Linked DNA regions of Mus musculus: region 1 is linked to region 2. Evidence: chromatin loops called from intact Hi-C (ENCODE). Cell type or tissue: heart. All regions are shown on one strand.

Region 1 (2,500 bases), 97 kb before region 2:
TGCCTGCCCTGCCCTGCCTGCCCTGCCCTGCCTGCCCTGCCCTGCCTGCCCTGCCCTGCCTGCCCTGCCCTGCCTGCCCTGCCTGCCCTGCCCTGCCCTGCCTGCCCTGCCCTGCCCTGCCTGCCTGCCTGCCCTGCCCTGCCTGCCCTGCCTGCCTGCCTGCCTGCCTGCCTGCCTGCCTGCCTGCCTGCCTGCCTGCCCTGCCTGCCCTGCCTGCCTGCCTGCCTGCCTGCCCTGCCTGCCTGCCTGCCTGCCTGCCTGCCTGCCTGCCTGCCTGCCTGCCCTGCCTGGCTGTCTGCCCTGCCTGCATGCCTGCCTGCCTGCATGCCTGCCTGCCTGCATGCCTGCCTGCCTGCCTGCCCTGCCTGCCTGCCTGCATGCCTGCCTGCCTACCTGCCTGAGGCCACGTTCCCTGCCATGATGACAGTAGATTCACTCTCTGAAACTGGAAGCAAGCCCCTAATTAAATGCCGTCTTTCATAAATTGCTTTGGTCACGGTGTCCCTTCAGAACAATATAAAGGAGGTTAAGACTGAGGTAGACTTGCTGGATTCACACTGAAGCCACAAAAAGAGCCCTACTGGTTAAGACCACAGCATCTCTTCCCCCATGGTGAAATGTAGGGATTCCTAGACACCCACAGGAGCCCCCTGTATTCACGGGCTGTCAGGCAGGGATCAAGCCTGTCACTGAGAACACAAGTGTAGCCAATTGTGTTTTAGTGGCTAAATGGTTCATGTTACCTTATGATACTAAAAGATGACAGAACATTCTACCCTATATTATGCCAATTTGACAGTAGAATTCATTTATGAACACACACACCGGAGTGCACACATGCACACACACACATGCACTCACATGTGCTCACACAGGGAAGGAAACAGGAAGAAGGAGGGAGGGAGCAATTGCAGGCATAGGGAGAGAGCAAGATCACAGCACAGGAACAGAAGGAGCACCTTGACATGACTCTTCTTTTCTTTCTTTCTTTCTTTCTTTCTTTCTTTCTTTCTTTCTTTCTTCCTTCCTTCCTTCCTTCCTTCCTTCCTTTCTCCCTCCCTCCCTCCCTCTCTCTCTCTCTCTCTCTCTCTCTCTCTCTTTCTTTCTTTCTTTCTTTTTTAACTTGAGAACAAGAGGTTAAGTCTACCCAGAGGACAGTGGCATTCAGGAAGGGGAAATGGAGATGGGGACCTGGAGAATTCTGAGCAAACAGATCTTGTTGAAATTGCCTTTAGCTGGCTTTGTCCTTCCCACAGAGACTTCTTTTGCCATGCTCTTTGTTAGGCTCAGGCTAAAGCATTGAGATTTTGTCACTTTGTTGAGCCTTCACGTCCTCATGATGGCTCCAATATCCCATGTCACATAGAACTTACACTAAATAAATTTGTCTACTTTTATTCTGCTAATATGTTTAATGTCAGTTTAACTCTCAGGCCCAGCTGAAATTCCCTAGGAAATTAATGACAAAATCTTGCCTGTGCCATAGCTACATGCTTAGAAAGTCCCCATATCCTAATTTGTTACGACCTCCTATCAAGTTTTCTTAACAATCATGTCTTACATCTCATGTCATTATTATTTCTTATTCTAGTCATTATTTCAAATATTATTTCATTTTTCCCTTAATTTTGTTTTCTTTTATTGACTCTGGGTATGTCAAGCAGAAAACAGAAGCACATCAGATAGTGACTGTGGTTTTTAATCTATTCACGATAAAGAACATCTTTTCCTTTAATCAACACATATTTTTATGAAATACAGGAAACTCTAATTTCTCAAAAATAAAGTTCAATGTGTGTAAAATACAAAATATCATCATTAGATTTAACAACCATAATATTACTTCAGACTTGTTTTAAGTAGTTAAAAATTCTTCAGTTTGTAAACCAGTGCCTTTTCTAGAATTTGATCTATATCTTGGCTATATTTCTCTATAGCTGACCCTTTCCCAGAAATTCTCCCTCTCCTGAAAACTGGGTCTGATTTTTTTTATAATATATTTTGCAAGGTATCTGTAGTTACTTCACACAACACACACACACACATGCACGCATGCACACACACACACACACACACACACCACAAGTTCATGCACATGCAAAAACATGCAATCTCACACACACTAACTAGTTACCTTAAATATATTTTACATTAAAACACGAGTACTCCACAGGACTGTCCCATATCCAGCGTCTACGGATTACAAGGTGTGCGTGGAGGTTATCAGCCACTAAGGACCAATGTGTCCGCATGTTTGCTTGATGCTTCCTTGCTCTGCTGAATCAGTCACATAAATATAAATCATCAAATCTAGTTTTCAAGGGCCTCACGAACGGACATTTTTTCCATGATCTTAATCATGAGCTTACCATTTGAAGTTTCTCAAAGTCTCCCAAGAATCTCCTATCCTCTCTGTCTCATCTTCTAAGAAGCAGACCAGTGTGCCATTGTAGTAAATTACAGCTCATTCTCTGCTTATTCTGTCTGTAAATGTGTTGCC
Region 2 (2,500 bases):
CCCCTGATCACAGCAGCTAAAAAGAGCAGGTATTAATCAGCTTGTGTCTGCGGCTCTTGGGGGGACAGAGGTGGTAGATAGAAACTGGAAATTATAAAGAGAACAAAGGGAGCATTAGTCAGATAGGTAGGAATAAGTAAACATCATAAATTAGGTTAATAGCAGGACTCTGCATCTTCCTTCCCTCCCTACACCTCCCCGCTCCCCCCCAAAAAAAACCTTAAACTGAAAATAGAAATTCTGTGTGTGAAGCCACATACATTCACTTGAACATAATCATTCTAAAATCATTCTGCAAAGCTGTTATATGAAGTCTAGGCTAAGCTCTAAATAAAGTCTTTAAATTTTCAACCCATTTACCTCTTGGTCTAATCCATCTGAATGGGTTCTATTCATCTGGAAGTCAGTGCGTGACAATAGACAGAAGACCAGGTAGATATGTGGGTGACAAAGGATGCAGCCTACCTCTTGGCAAGCTGCCTTCAAACAAACCTCTTGCCTCAGTGTGCTTCAGTAGCCTCACTGTTAAGGAAAAGTATTTAAATGAGTTAAAAATCATACTAGTAAGTCAGAAACTATATGTATCTCTCTTATAATAGTAGATATAATTTCTCCACTGATGATTATATGTTCTTGGGCTGCATAGGAAAAGGCAAAAGATGCCAGTACTGTGAAGTTAATACTACTAGGTCTGGCAGAAACATGATCTAATAACAGAAATTGGCAAACTACAGTCAGCAATCCATATCAGCCTACCAACCACTTTATAAATAGTTACTGGAATGCTGCCATGCGCGTTTGTTTACGTATTGTCTGGGACTCATTTGGGGTTACAGAGGCAGACTTAAATAGTTGTGAAAGAGGCCATATGGCCTACAAACCCTAGAATATTTACTGCCTCTCCAAGTACAGAAAATGTTTCCTGTCCCCATGTAATAAAATAAAATTATATAGAACAAGGGATAAGTTCTAAATCAAATAAAAATTCACAGCATGGTTTAACTGATCAGTGTTTTCACAGATGCATATTGTTTGTTATAAATAAAAAGATAGCTCTCTAGTCAAATAGTTCATTATACAATTCTTCCAGTTGATTGTATTTTCTGTAGCCATAAGTAATCTGATATTGCTTCTAATGATAATGTAAATCAGGATAGGCAATGTGCTGTAATAATAAACAAACTCATATATATAGAGAGATAGACAGATAGATAGATATATCATACACATATATGTGTGTGTATGTATGTGCATAAGTATGTATGTGTGTGTATATATATGTGTATGTATGTAGGCATGTTTTACTGGGAGAAATCAGGCACAGTCTGGAAATGTGGCCCAGGCTGTTGTTGACCATGTAGTCCTCCTATAAGTATAGGAATCTAGGCATAAGAATCATAGGGGCTGGAGAGGTGGCTAAGCAGTTAAGAGCACTGACTGCTCTTGCAAAGGTCCTGAGTTCAATTTCCAGCAACCACAAGGTGGCTCACAACCATCTGTAATGGGGATCCATTTCCCTCATCTGGTGTGTCTGAAGACAACAACAGTATACCCACATACATGAAATAAATAAATAAAGCTTTTTTAAAAAAAATCATAAATGCACACTTAGGTCAGTTTCTCAAATTTTAATGAGTTGCAACAACAGAGCTTTTTTGTCACATCTAGTGAGTCATTCTGAGCCTTCTCTTTGCCTCCTCTTTGGGAACCAAGCTAGTCAAGACTATTTCAATGGAGAATCAAGCATCACATGAAGAGAAAAACAATCTAGCAAGACACACTGATTTTCAAAGCTTCCAGTCAGAGAAACACATCAGCTCCAAACATCTCATTACTCGAAGCAAGTCACACAGTCCTGTCCAAGTTTAAAGTGAGTGAGGTGATTCTACCACATGTCCAAAGGGAGGAGAGCCAGAGTATCTGAGACAGGCTCATATGACAGTTCCTGTCACCCTGCCAAAAACAATGAGATGTAGCTAAATGCTTCTACTTGCAAAGGCTATGCACCAAATATGGTACCCTACGCAAAGTACAACACCATAATTCCAACTGCAATTCACTAACCTCCAGACTCTCTGGCTCCACATCCATTGAGCACTGGCAAAACTGCTCAACTCTGCCAGCAAGGCTTGGAATGAAGAGTTCTTCAACAGTATGGAGAAGAACTCCTTCAACTAAGTTGCTACTTCTCACTTCCCGAATTCTTGAACACCTCCAAATTCCATCTATTTAATATTCAAAATAACTGCTTGGTCCCTTGCAAAACTGAAAAATAGTAGCTGAAGGTTGGCTATGGTTTTTTTTTAATTAATGTCTATATAAATTTATTTGCCACATTGAACAAAATGTACTTTTCTAAAAAATCATTTTTAAATGCATTGAAATCATGGTCTATTTTAGTTTCAAAAATTACTTTCTTGCATTTTTTTTAAAAAGCAAACAATCAAAATAGAACTCACAAATGATGTGCCATACTCTTTTCATTTAAAAACCTATTAAA

What was found. Peaks named below come from ENCODE experiments on the same cell type or tissue, not always from the same donor. Only the 100,000 strongest peaks of a DNase experiment are listed, where the experiment ranks them.
Region 1: a loop joins it to region 2, with 2.7 times the contacts of the local background. A loop is called at or near these places in 2 of 42 quality-filtered maps.

What each region holds. Positions count from the first base shown.
Region 1 is chr15:13,381,268-13,383,767 of GRCm38, reverse strand. No RefSeq gene overlaps it. Among named protein-coding and RNA genes, the nearest start is that of Gm46517, 95 kb to the right of the region's middle. In heart, no CTCF peak of the experiment used is centred here; no DNase peak of the experiment used is centred here; H3K27ac peaks cover 249 bases.
Region 2 is chr15:13,283,861-13,286,360 of GRCm38, reverse strand. No RefSeq gene overlaps it. Among named protein-coding and RNA genes, the nearest start is that of Gm46517, 2.2 kb to the left of the region's middle. In heart, a CTCF peak has its summit at 1,490 (motif pointing right); no DNase peak of the experiment used is centred here.